3 separate regions of the Homo sapiens genome follow, and all the other regions are linked to region 2. A link is a contact called in ENCODE Hi-C or POLR2A ChIA-PET data. All regions are on one chromosome and are shown on one strand. The core of a region is the stretch at or near the end of the contact, and the rest is flanking DNA. Distances in the headings are between cores, read along the strand shown.

Region 1 (4,266 bases), core at 1,239-3,738, 1.1 Mb after region 2:
GAAATTTAAAAGTGAATTTCTGGATCTGTAAGAAAGGTGAATTTCCCAGTAAATGCAGGAGACTCCATGAGCAGTGCAAATTAGTCTGTTACACACCATTTTAAAACATATAATCCATACAGGAATTCCAACTGGTTAACAAATTCCATAAAGAAATGAAAGTTGTCTCTATGAAGAGGGCACAATGAAGCACCAGAAATATGATAACCATAAGCTTTATTTAACTATAATTTTCTATATTAACAAGCTCCTTTCCTATTTATCTAAATCAAATGGCTTTTATTCCACACCAATAACCTGCAAATATGACTGCCTTGGACTCACAACTCACCCCTAAGGAATCTGCCTTATGTTTGGAATCTTATTTTCACTGCATTAAAGCAGTACAGAAAAAACATTACCATATATATGACAAGGAATAAGAAGATTCACAAACGTAAGGATAGCATAAACTCATTGTTCAGGAATGTGATTGGTTACCCCATCTAACAGTCTGGTGAAAAGTGCCCAGGGAAATGAACACACAACACAGAAATACAGTCAGAAAATGAAGAGGTAGCCAATGTCCCGTTCCCACCCCCACAAAACTCCAGGATTTCTTGATAGAATGAATGTCTGCATTACTATTTTTTTTTTAAGATTTCTCTGTATTAAGGATTCCATAAACTCGTTATTCAGCTCATTCCAATGCCTGGCCCAACTGGATATACTACTAACTTAAGCCTAGGTGCAAATCAGTGTTTTGTTTTTGTTTTTGTTTTTGTTTTTGGAGACAGGGTCTGGCTCTGTCGTCCAGGTTGGAGCACACTGGCGCAAATCTCGGCTCACTGCAACTTCTGCCTCTCGGGCTCCAGTGATTCTCGTGCCTCAGCCTCCCGATCCGCTGGGACTACAGGGGCGCGCCACCATGCCCGGCTAATTTTTATTTTTTGTATTTTTGGTAGAGAAAAGGTTTCGCCATGTTGCCCAGGCTGGTCTCCAACTCCTGAGTTCAAGCGATCCGCCTGCCTCAGCATCCGAAAGTGCTGGGATTACAGATGTGAGCCACCACGCCAGGCCAAATTAGTATTATTCTTTTAAGAACCGAAGAAGGCTCAGGTTGAAAATTTTTAATTAAAAAAAAAAAAGAAAAAAGGTTTCCTTGTTTTTAAATATTTTAATGGAAACATATGAGTCAGATTTCAAAAAGTAGGCTAACGGTGTTTAAATACTGTGCCAGTGTATTTGAGAAGCTGAATGAAAACAAAAGTACCTATATTTTAAAAATAAATACAATACAAATAAGGAAAAGTTCATTCTACGATTTCAATTTATCAATCAAGCTACATGGTAAAGAGAATCATTTCAATTGTTTTTCACCTCCACAGCAGTGTTTGAGGTTGGTAGGCTCTCCCAGGAAGCTTGGAATCTTAAGCAACTCTCAATTAGCCCTCAATTTCTCTATTTTAAATTAATCTGCTGACCTGTTGTGGGTAAACATCCATAAATTCTGCCCTGGCTGAGAAACATTTAACTTTTTCGTCTAGGATGAATGTGTGGGTGTGTGTTTGTAAGGGAGGGGTAACTCCTTTTGACCAAAGTGTTGATGGTTTTCTAAGTAAATACTTGCTATCCACAAGAATTTTTTTTTTCGTTTATGCTGCTTTTTCTCCCTTTCTGCACTATAAAGGCTGGCCTTCCAATTCCTGCCCCGACCCTTCACCGTGATCCAATCCCACAAGGTTCCCCTAATTTCTGCTCCGGGTGGCACCTGACGGCCAAAAGTGAACCCCTGCGGTTGTCGCCAGCTAGACGCGGATAGGGCGGACGACTGTCACCGGGGAGCAGGCGTGGGCCAAAGCCGAGGTGATTTCTGACTGCTCACTGGCGGGCCTCGCGTGGCTGAAGGTCTCCGAGCCCCTCGGTTCGCCCCGGCAAGCCAGAAGTGCAGCTGTCGCGGGGCAGGAAGCTAATCGCGGCCCCTGCGCCGCTTTGACAGGCCGAGTGAAGAGAAAACGGGCTCACTGCAGCTAACAGCCTCACCCCTTGGGCTAGGAAGCCACGGAAGCAAAACCTCCGCCCCGGCCTGAAAGCAACCGGGAGACCGCGGAACCACTGCCACCGACTCAGCCCTGCCCAGCAGGGGCCCGCCCAGGGGCCACTCCCCAAGGGAGGCAGCCAGTCACTCGCCCGCCCTTCCGGGCCCACTCCCGAGGGGACGGTCTCCCGCCCGCCCTCACACACAGCTAGCTCTTCAGGCCAGGCCCCCAGGGTTTCGTCCACCTCTCACCTTTGACGACGCGGTCAGCCCCGGGAGGGGGCGGCGGGGGCGGGGGTGGGGGCGGTGCAGCCCGGGCCGGCTCCGGGGCGGCCATGCTGGGCCCGGGGCTCGGCTAGGCTCTGGGCCGGGCGGGGTTGGGGGCGGGGGCGGCGGCTACCAGAGCCAAGCGGCGGCGCCGCCGGGGAACATGGCGGACCCTCTTTCCCTACAGAGGGGCTAAGACCGGCATGCACTGCGCGTGCGGGGGTGGGGGCGGGGTAGGCTCTAGGGACTTGGGCAAAATTACTGAAGCTAGGAGAGAAACAGGACGAGGCCAAGGGATCAGGTTAAAATTCTTTGCATGCAGAATGAAGAATGAGGAGGTGCTGCGATCGAACGACTGCGAGGAAACACACCCGCTCTCATGGCATTCCCAGTAAACTGAGAAGACGTGATTAAACCTCAGGATCTCCTACTAATAGAGAAATGTATAACGATTTAGCTACCAGATCTGAATACTGAAGGGTTGGTAGGGGACCAGAGAATAGAGGAAGCATTGTAGGTTCTAGAGTGGAGAAGGGACCATCCAAAATGGAGTTTGAAAGAGAATTCTGGCCTTTGTGTTTAGAGTCTGGAATTGTCAAGAGTCTGAAAGCACAGAATAAGACTGCAGCTAGAGCAATTTAGGCGCCATAGTTTGTCAAAACAGGTAAGGGGAATAAAGGGGATGACACCAAGAGATGTGCAAAGAATCTGAAGAATTCACCTGAAAAGGATACAACCTCCTCCTGGAAGGCAGAGGAGTAAATAGGGAATTGGAAATTAATTCCTTATTTCTGCACATGCACAGAATCTGGGCCCAGGTGACTTATGGAACCTTTATAGAGACCACGGTGACTGACACTCATGGGAAAGGGGGTAGAGGGGCAAGAACTGACTGTTCATCAAAAATTATTAGATGAGTGTGTCCACGACACCAGGAGATATGTTGAATCATGGACAGGGACCAGCATATCCACTAAGCTCTATATATCTTGATGGTGCAGGATCCAAGTGGGATGGAACAACCAATTCCTGCCCATCCTCCTGCTCAATAATACATGTGCTCAGAATCTGTTCATAATGCATGGTGGTAAGTAAGTAGTAGTCCGAAGGTCCAAGGAGTACCTTTCTACCTCTTCTTTGTGTCAATTTCTATCCTGAGACCCCAGGAAAAGAGGAAGGGAAAGACCCAACAATGGATTTTTTCCAAAAAGGGAACCCACAAGCTATTTTTTAGAGGGAAGAGTCTCGGGAGTGAGGCACAGGTGAAAATGGATCTTTCTGGCATGGAAGGGCCATAACACCACAGGGGAAGGGAAAGGGAGAGGCCCCCACGGAAGGAGAGGAAGGAAGGGACAGGAGGCACGTCACAAACTTATAAGATAGAGGGAAGGCACCTGGAGTACATTGATCAGGAGTGAGTCTGTAAGAAGAGCTTGAATCCCCAGAAAATCTTCCTAAGGAGGGGAGGAAGGAAGTGTATAATGTACTGAGTACTGAATGCTCTGTCAGGAAAGGGATGGGAAACATCCTAGCAGCAATACTAGAAAGGAAAGGCACCCTATTTTAGGACCCATTGATTCCCACCTTGATTGTATATCCTTCAACTCGTCTCTGGCTCCTCACTTCCACTCAGTCAAAAGCCACTTCATATATTTATCCAGACTTCCAGCCCCAATACAAAGAAAGCAAGAGCATACAAAGGGAAGAATGACAAGGAATTAAATAGAACTGTCTTATAGATTTATTAATGAAAAATACTTTACAAAAACAGTATGTTTGGCCTAAAATAGTTCAGCTGACTCTGAGGGTTTACATTGACGACTGAGCAAGTGGCAATAATGGCTGTGTTATTGAGGACAGAAGGCTGTGTTAGTGTGCCTGACTCCATCTGTTCAAAAGGGTGAATGTTATGTTGGCAGCTCCGCATTCTAGGCCTAAGGTTTGGAGGGCACAGGGAATGCTGACAGGCCATAATACCTGGG
Region 2 (4,719 bases), core at 1,654-4,153:
TTAGCCTTATCCATGACTGCCTTGTCCCAGGCCCTCAGAATATCCAACCAGCTCAAGGCAATTCTCTCCTATTGGCTTCCTGCCCTGAAGCTCTCTTCCCTCTCATTAACCTTTCATGCTGTTCTCTTTTAACAACAGTGCCCGTACTTTATTCCTGCTATCAAAAACCTCAATGGTTTCCTCACTAACTACAGAATAAGGTGAAAATATCTTGGCCTGGTAGAAAAGGATTTCTATGATCTGGCCCCATTTTATTTCCCAAACTTAATCCTCTCTGTATACGAATTACCACCTCCACTGCCTCTAAATCTTGCTACACTTTGATCTCTTCCCCCAAACGTTACAACTTTCAGCTCCTTTGTCTTCTTCCAGGATGCCTTTCCTCAAGTCTCACACCGTCCTCCAAAGCACAATTCAAATGTTAACTCCTGTCATCCCCAAAGCATTCCCTCACTGTGAGATAACATTATTTTTATGCACTTGCTACAGCACTCACTAAACTGCTGATAATTTAATGTTCAGGAGATTGTCCTCCGCACCTCCTCCCCACCATCAGACTGTGAACCCATGGATGATGGGGCCTGATTTTTTCATGCCTGTCCTTAAGTCCTCAGCGTCTAACCTTGGGTTTATTTTTTGTTTAATTACAGTTCTGTCTTGTAATATTTGTTTCTGTAAGTTTTGTCTCTTTCACTAGATTATAAGCTCTTTTGAGGTGAGGGATCACATTTTACCAATCTTGCTAGCACCAAGCAGAGGACTTTGCAAACAAAACATAAATGATCTTCAACAAAAGTCTGCTGCATTGAATGAGCATCTGGGATGAGCCTAAACCCAAAGCAATAGACCGCCACCTAATATATCTGTATTACTCCCCCTGGGGAGGCAGGTAGCCAGCCCAGTGGGTAGCCCTGCCCTCTATTTTTGAAGTAAGATCTTTCCCTGTCCCAGACCTAAACTAATCCCAGGTCTTTGTCAGCTCAGTGGAGGGCTGCAGATGGTAAAGTTTACACGGATGCATAAGGCGTATAGTCTCATAGTCTTTCCAGAAAAGCACAAATATGACAAATATGCATGCAGGTGGTTCTTCTGTCTCAGCAAATTCCAGAGCCTGAGCCCCAGAGAGGACACTCCTTCAAGCTCCTGAACTGGTGCAGGGGCCTGCTGACAGAAAGATCCCCAGAGGCCCTGTGGCCCATCCTTTCTTGGCTGCCTGCTCCTGAGCCCGCAGCAGCATCAGTGTCAGGCAGAATTCTGACAGCTGGAGGATACCACCCCACCACAGAATATGAATTAATTCACAGGGAGGCTCCTCGAGCAGGTTACCTCAGGTGTCCTGGCAAATACAGCCCGAAACCCTCTCCAAGGGGAGGCAAACAGGCCAAAGATCAACCTGCAAGAGTCCGGAGGGAGGAAAGTTCAGCAGTCCAGGCTACCTCTTCCACCAGCGTTCCGCTTTCTCAATCTCATCAGGCGGGCAGGGCCGGTTAGGAGGCTGACTGCTGTTCCTCAATTTCATTTCTTTTCCTTCATAAACATTTACAGAGTCACAGAACATTTTACTTTCTAGCTGTGTCATCCTGGGCATCCCTTACCTCAGAGATTTTCCTCACCCATAGAATAAAGATAATGATCTTTGCTCTGCATCCCTGACTGGCAGGCTCAAGTGAGAAGGCACAGGTGAAGGAGCTTCCTAAACTGCAAAGCCCTATGGGTATTATTGCCAATCACATTATCTGCGCCAACCCTCTAATCTTCCCGAGGAGGAAACCCAAGCTCAGGAAGGTCACGTGGTAGCCGTCAGGATGAGACTGGGCCCTTCGGAGTGCCTGTTATTCCCAGACGGTTTACTGAGTGGTGATCACAAGCACCACCCGGTGTCTCTCTCCCCTCTAGCGTGGATTAAGAAAAACTCCTTGGAAAACTTAGGTTAAAGAAAAAAGAAAGGGTTCCCGGGTGAAGCGAGGTGATGAGTTGTAAAGCCAGCTTCACTCTTCCCTCCCTGGCTCAGGAGGCTCCTGTCCAGGGCAACTCAGCAGCCTCGGCGTCCACATGGCTGACCGCCGCTGGACTCTTGCGGGCGATGGAGGACTGGCGGTGGCTGAGGTCAGCACCTCCCACCAGGCCACCCGCTCCGAATCTCATCATCGGGAGGAGTGAGGGGCCCGGCTTCAGGACAGTCCGAGGCGGCGGACTGGGGTGGGTGCAAAGGCCGGCTTGCATTTTGGGAGAGTGGTCCCTGACCCTCAGCCCGAGAGGTGAGAGGGAGTGAAGATACGGAAGCGCCTTTCCCTGGCGCCCGAAGAACAGAAATGTCTCCCTGTCTAGCGCCCATTCTCTCCCTTAAAGGAGTTATGTTTATTTTCCTGAACTGTAATATTTCCCAGGCCGGCGACTGGCCTGGGCTACCGAACGGCCCCTTGGGAAAAGTAGTTCGAGTTCACTTCCAGGTAAGTTCCCTTCGTCCCGGCTGCCAGCGCGTTTCATTCTCGGAGACCTCAAACCCCAGCGGGCTCCGCCAGCACCCCGAAAGCTGAAGTCCCGGCCGCCCGAGTCTCCAGACGGCTCGCATCCCGCAGAGGAACAAGAGGGAAAAACTACGCCTCCCAGCAGCCACCGCGCGCCTCAGTGCGCAGGCGTAGCCGCGCCTCGCCACCCCTCCCCCTCCCCCAACTGCTCCCGTCGGTCCGTTCCCGTGTTCCCCCCATCAGTTCTAATGTCCCCAGTCTCTCCGGCACCTCACACTCACCGCGAACTCGCGGCGTCGGATACAGCCGCTGTGCCTTCTCCAGGAAGCGGAGCGCCCGGTCGGGCTGGTTGCTCTGGATGGCCTTGAGGGCGATGCTGATACAGCGCTCAGCTTCATCCTTGTTGGATTCCATGGCGGAACCAGAACGCGGAACCAGGGAGGGGGAGGCCGGGCGAGCGAAGGGCTGCGCCACCCGCCGGCGCGTCGCGGGCAGCCGGGCGCGGAGTGATGACATCCACCCTCCGCCCCTCCTTTCCCGAGTTTTGAGCGAGGGTGGAAGTGCTACCGTATGTCTTCTAAGAAAGGGACGGCTGGTGTAGGTGTCAATAATGGTGCACGCCCAGATTCCATGTTCCGGAGGTCTTAGAGTTGAGTATGCGCCAACCCTCTAATCTTCCGGAGGAGGAAACCCAAGCTCAGGAAGGTCACGTGGTAGCCGTCGGGATGAGACTGGGGCCTTCGGAGTGCCTGTTATTCCCAGACGGTTTACTAAGTGGTGATCTATATACGTAATGTAACTACATACGTTTCAGACAAAGGTTATTTATTCACTGAACAGATATTGAGTGCCCACTGTTTGTGAGGCATGGTTTTATGATGGGGATACAGGGGTGAGCAAAACAAAGCTCCTGCTCTCATGGAGCTTACATTCCAGTGTGTGTAGGCTGGGGGAGCTCCAGATAGATTCAGATAGTGATAAAAGCTCTGAAGAAAAATTATGGAAAACACAGGGATAGAGAGTGGGAGGCGCTATTTTAAATAGCGCGATAAAAGAAACCTCTCAGAAGCTGTCATTAACAGGTACCAGAATTCAGGAACGATAACAGGTAGATGTGACTGTCTGGAGGAAGGGTGGTCAGGCCGAAGGAACAGCAAGTGCAAAGGCTCTGAAAAGGGAATTCTCTTGGTGAGTTATAACAGATCAGGAAGGCGAATACATTCTAGGGAGCGTAAAGATTCTACTACAGGCTGGGCGCGGTGGCTCACGCCTGTAATCCCAGCACTTTGAGAGGCCGAGGCGGGCGGATCACTTGAGGTCAGGAGTTCGAGACCAGCCTGACCAACATGGAGAAACCCCGTCTCTACTAAAAATACAAAATTAGCCGGGCATGGTGGCACATGGCCTGTAATCCCACCTACTCGGGAGGCTGAGGCGGGAGAATCGCTTGAACCTGGGAGGTGGAGGTTGCGGTGAGCCAAGATCACACCATTGCACTCCAGCCTGGGCAACAAGAGTGAAACGCCATCTAAAAAAAAAGAAGAAAAAAAAAAGATTCTACTACAGAGTGTAATCCAGTTCTATCATTATCCCGTTCTTCGAGGGCTATCACTCCAGTGAAAGCAATCTTGTGAAGGTTGCCAGTGACCTCCACGTTGCCGAATCCCCGAGTCATCTGTCAGCCCTTACATTGCTTGGCCTTTCAGGCAGGATTTGGTAAGATGCTACTACAGTAATCCGGATGAGAGTCAGGAAGCTACTATTATAATACAGGTGAAAATTAATGGTAACTTGGATAAGGGTGATGGCGGAGGTGGTGAGTAGTAGTAAAATTCTGGATATATTTTGAAGACAGAATGACGCAATGGATGTGGGCTGTGAGAGAAAGAAGATTCAAGGATGATTCCAATGTTTTTGGCTTGATAACTGGAAGAAGAGAATTTCTATTTACTAAAACAAGGAAATGGAAAAGACTACAAAAGCAGTTTGGTGGGGGAATATTAAGGGTTTGATTCAGTTTATGATGCTTTTTAGAATCAAGCAGAGATACAGACTAGGATGTTGTACATACGTAGGGTTTAGGCAAAAAGGACCTGGAAATATAACTTTGGGGCCAGGCACAGTGGCTCACTCCTATAATCCCAACATTTTGGGAGGCCAGGGGTGGGAGGATCACTTGAGGCAAGGAGTTTGAGACCAGCCTGGGCAACAGAGTGAGATCCCATCACTACAAAAAAATAAAAAATTAGCT
Region 3 (4,505 bases), core at 332-2,831, 1.0 Mb after region 2:
CAGCAGTCATACAGCAAGGAAGTGCTGAATGAAGCTGGGACCTAGCTGGATTTGAGAATACATATGCATGCCAGGAAAATCTTGGAGGAAGTACGCTGGAACTATGTCTTAATAAAGGGAAGGATATTCCAAGAAAGGGAACAGATTTTAAAACGTTCAGAGGCAAAACAACACACATAGCAAGTAGCAAGTAGCTTGCAGTGGTGGAGTAAGAAGAAATAGGGAGAAAATGAGAAGAGACAAGCAGATAAATACCTTATTAAAGTACAGATCTGATCGTATCACTGTCTTGTTCCCTCTCACCTACCAAATAAACTGTAACACTACAGTTTAACTGTAGTTAAATGTAGTACTACATTCAGGGCTTTCTAGGATCTTGCAGTGCCAGTCAACTCCCCTCTTCTAGCTTATGCTCTTGCTTAGTATTTTTCAAAGATTACCTGCATTTAGTCGCTTTTGAACCTTTGCATTTTTCCTTCCCCCTGGAATTATCTCTCCCTTTCTCCTCACTCCGTCTCTACAGCAAATCCTACTCATCCTTTAAAATCCAGCTCAAATGCTTCCTAGTCCATGAAGCTTCCCAGTCGGAAAAACTTGCCTTTCCTCTGAATTCATTTAGCACTTTACACGTCTTTTGTGGCATTACCACAAGCTGTCCTGTTTATGAAGACTGGGTATTCAAAAGACCTTTCCTACTTAACAACTATGTGCCCCTAGGCAAATGCCTAACTTCTCTAAGCCTCAGTTTCACCTTCTGTAAAATGGATAACTTCCAACCTGTTTCACATTTATTGTGAATATCCCCTAAGATATTAAAGCTTTTTAAGTATGAAGCACTGCACAAATGGTATTATTAATATGCAGCGTTTGTCCTGAGAGCTCATTTACACCCTTGAAGGCATGTAACCTGTCTCACGCATATTTACGGGCCCAGAGTGCCTGGCACCATGTCTTGTACACAACAGGCGTTCGCGTCGTGTTTGAATTATGAATGCAAGATATAGGACTAAAGTTATAGTCAGGGCAGCTAGGGTGGGGACTCTTGTTGCCCCCGGCAAGGCACGCATTTCTTGTCATCTGCTCGGAAGAAGCTGCAAGGGGAGAGTCCAGTGAGAAAAAGGTTAGACGAAGGAGGCGATGTGACTGAGTCTGGTCTGGGGACAAGCGCAGTCAGCGCAGAATGAGGAGGCCTCCGACGAGAAGCGGTAAAGGAAGGTCTACGTCCGCGCTCCTGTGGAGGTCGCCGGGCTGGGGTTGGCGGCAGAGTCCGCACCTGGCCGGGCCAGCGGCTTTTCGGTCTAAATATCGGGGTTTTCAGCCTGGCCTTAGCTAAGGGAGCAGAAGATCGGGGTGACGGCTGTGGTGTGGCCGCAGGGCTGAGGTGGGGAGGCCGGGAAGAGAGAGTTTCTTCAGGAGGGATCACTGTCTTACCTGCAGCAGCCTCAGTTATGTTTTTGACAACTATAGCAACCAACTACCTCTCGCGAGAACTTACTTTTGGCCATCGCACGAGCAAGTTTATTCCAAGACTCGCGATAACCCTCTGGGGCCGGGAGCAGGGAGCGAGACGCTGAGCTTCTGCGCCTGCGCCCTAGCGCCGGCTGCAGCCTCCTCACTTCGAGAGCCTGCTGTTTCCGCGGATGCTTTACCTTGCCAAGAGTTGGGTTTAAGTGCATAGGTTTCCACCTTTACATTTTGCTTTCTCGACTCTTTGATTTCAATATTTCTCTATAATAGGAGGGAAAAAAGCAAAAGGAAGTTTAAAGAAAAAGGCCTTTATTAAACTGATTTGAAAACATCATTTAAATATTTCTCCGTGAAATATGCAATATTTTTTAAATGAGCCCGTCACGCCCTGTTGATGAGAGTGCAAAATGACCCTGCTTCTAGGTGCTCAATATTTGTACAATAAACAGACCTGAAGTTTATGATGTTAATACAAATTTTTAATATTCAAAATTTAACATTAAAGAGCTAGAATAGCAAAACACAATAGCAATAACCTGGAAACAACCCAAGTGCCCGTCGAAGGAATAGTGGATGAGTGGACCAATAAACTGTGGCATATTCACAAAATGGCATATTACAAGCAGTCAAAGTTAATGAACTGCAGCCATACACACAACACGGATGAATTTTAGCAGTATATATACTTTAAATTGTTGCAGTGTTAAGAGCCAGCTTGAAGGGACTCCCATGGGCCAAATAAGGGACAATTTGAGCATGAAGTAAACAACGACGATAACGGATTACAACCCATTGAATAAAATAGGAATATGCAAGTCCGTGTTGATACAGAGAAAAAGGAAAACTCTTTCAAAGTAGGATGCCAACCCAGAAGTGTAGCGAGAAGGATGGAAATAGAGAACTACCATTTGACAACTACTGAGGAGGATGACTCAGGCAGGAGTCTTCAATGGACGCTAAGGCTGGTGGGTAGATGTTCTATGAGGCATAGAATACTGGCGTGATTTTGGAATGCTTCCATGGAATACTACTTGATTACAGAGGGGGAAACAGTGAATGGACGCAACCAACATGATCAGGTGATCATGGTTAACATCACCAGTGTTGGGAGGAGTCTACATTGTGAGCCTCCTGGTGAAACACACTAAAAAAAAACACACACACACACACAAAGCATCCTTTTTGGTTTTCCTACCATGAAAGGAACTCAGGTTGTAGACCATCCAAGGACAAGAAAGACTGGGAACTGTCTCTGACTGAGGTTATATGACAACTAAATTCAATATGTATCTCTGTATAGCATTCTGGACCAGAAAGGAAAACAACATTGTTAGGACGGTGGGAAAAATGTGAATTAGCTCTGTGAATCGCATACCACCCCGAACATGCCCAATCTCATCTGAATTGGATGGTAGTGTTGTACCAATATTGATTTCCTGATGTGGAAGTTTGTTTGTTGTTAGGTAGGAGAGTGTCCCTGTTTAGGGGAAAATAAACACTAGTGTGTTTAGGAGTGATGAGACACCATCTCTTCAATTTGCTCTCTTGACTTTCAAAAGGTCCAGAAAAAGACTAACAAGGGATACATACACATGTACACACACATATGCACATGCATGCACACCTGCACACATACACACACAGTGAGCAATGGAACAAGTGCAATAAAGTGTTAACTATTTGGGAATCTGAGTGCAGGGGACATGGGACTTCCTTACACGATTTGGGCAACTTTTCTATACATTCGAGATCATTTCAAAACAATTAAAATATATACACACGCATAACCACTCTCCCTGGGAAGCCCTTTGCTTAGGAAATAGTTACCAGAGTCAAATTTTAAAATTTTTATTTATATGAATAAAGAAACATTATAAATATTGAGAAATATTTTTTGAAAGTTGCAGTGTTACAGGTAATAAAGGTTCTCAAAATAAAACTACTGTGGCACTACTGAGTAAGGATTTCTCTCTGGATTTTTTTTCCCAAGTGAGAGTTTTGGGTGAATTTGCACTGAGACAGCTATCCCACTTGCAAATGACAGACTCTTTCTACATAATAAGCTGGGTTAGGCCAAGTCTTTAATAGGGAGCTGTTCTTCCAGAAATCGCTCATGATCTTGGTCTACTTAGTACTTTGCTTCAAGGTCTTAGGCAAGCAAGGATAAATAACAGATGTCACCTCCTTAAACATAATTAATCTCCATTCAACTTTAGGGTACCTGAGAGCAAGGGCTGTATGTTACAATTTTCTTTTTTTTTTTTTTTAAGATGGAGTCTCACTCTGTAGCCCAGGCTGGAGTGCCGTGGCGCAATCTGGGTTCACTGCAACCTCCACCTCCTGTGGTCAAGTGATTCTTGTGCCTCAGCCACTGGAGTAGATGTGATTACAGGCACCCATCACCACGCCCGGCTAATTTTTGTATTTTTAGTAGAGACAGGGCCATGTTGGCCAGGCTGGTCTTGAACTCCTAACCTCAGGTGATCCACCTGTCTCAGCCGCCTAAAGTGCTGGGATTACAGGCATGAACCACCATGCCCGGCCTTTTTTTTTTTTTTTTTTTCTTTATTGAGACAGTCTTGCTCTGGAGTTCAGTGGCATGATATGATCTCGGCTCACTGCAACCTCTGCCTCCCGGGTTCAAGTGACCCTCCCACCTCAGCCTCCCGTGTGTGTGTGTGTTACAGTTCTTTTATTCTCCTACAGTGCTTAGCAGTGGCCACTCTGTTTGAAAGGCATTCTTTTTGACTGATTTAAAACATCCACTTGTGTATGGAAAAAGCCCTCTTTAGTGGTATGGAAAATATAATAGTACTGGAATCATAATAAAATCATCTACATATGCAAACCAATTTCAGGGAAAAAAACTATAAAAATATCTTTCTAATAAAATTTGAATGCCTTAGTCTGAGTTTCAAAGGCCTCCATTAAATGATGCACTAGCTCAACAAATTCCTTTCTCATTACTCCAAAAGACTTGTTTCTAATTAGCTAATTTGTTACTTCCAAAGTCAACATATTTCTGACAATAATACAAT

Evidence for each region. Hi-C counts contacts between places; a loop is a spot of excess contacts on that map. ChIA-PET counts read pairs that join two places held with the same protein, here RNA polymerase II (POLR2A). Pooled maps may share reads with other maps.
Region 1: a map of CD4-positive, alpha-beta T cell shows a loop between it and region 2 (5-fold over the local background). The contact joins the promoter of PPP3CB here to the promoter of DNAJB12 in region 2. A Hi-C loop is called at or near these places in 4 of 168 maps with a recorded cell type or tissue (CD4-positive, alpha-beta T cell, CD4-positive, alpha-beta memory T cell, naive thymus-derived CD4-positive, alpha-beta T cell and 1 more) and 10 of 50 pooled maps. POLR2A ChIA-PET finds 5 or more read pairs at or near these places in 2 of 52 experiments (CD4-positive, alpha-beta memory T cell and naive thymus-derived CD8-positive, alpha-beta T cell).
Region 3: a loop to region 2 is called in a map of naive thymus-derived CD4-positive, alpha-beta T cell, with 35 times the contacts of the local background. The contact joins the promoter of CFAP70 here to the promoter of DNAJB12 in region 2. A Hi-C loop is called at or near these places in 1 of 168 maps with a recorded cell type or tissue (naive thymus-derived CD4-positive, alpha-beta T cell) and 6 of 50 pooled maps. POLR2A ChIA-PET finds 5 or more read pairs at or near these places in 1 of 52 experiments (naive thymus-derived CD8-positive, alpha-beta T cell).

Annotation. Positions count from the first base shown.
Region 1 is chr10:73,493,536-73,497,801 of GRCh38, forward strand. It overlaps PPP3CB (protein phosphatase 3 catalytic subunit beta), which reads right to left and starts at 2,489. Exons shown (of 14, transcript NM_021132.4): 1 at 2,270-2,489. The coding sequence starts at 2,354. PPP3CB-AS1 (PPP3CB antisense RNA 1) reads left to right here and starts at 2,217. Exons shown (of 5, transcript NR_132104.1): 1 at 2,217-2,282; 2 at 2,607-2,948. USP54 (ubiquitin specific peptidase 54) reads right to left here. Exons shown (of 24, transcript NM_001391956.1): 24 at 4,003-4,266. RefSeq lists enhancers at 1,556-2,015, 2,506-2,695 and a silencer at 2,076-2,425.
Region 2 is chr10:72,352,016-72,356,734 of GRCh38, forward strand. It overlaps DNAJB12 (DnaJ heat shock protein family (Hsp40) member B12), which reads right to left and starts at 2,904. Exons shown (of 9, transcript NM_017626.7): 1 at 2,750-2,904. The coding sequence starts at 2,882. RefSeq lists enhancers at 2,361-2,490, 2,881-3,130.
Region 3 is chr10:73,357,283-73,361,787 of GRCh38, forward strand. It overlaps CFAP70 (cilia and flagella associated protein 70), which reads right to left and starts at 1,582. Exons shown (of 28, transcript NM_001367801.1): 1 at 1,496-1,582. RefSeq lists enhancers at 725-1,250, 1,187-1,406, 1,251-1,776.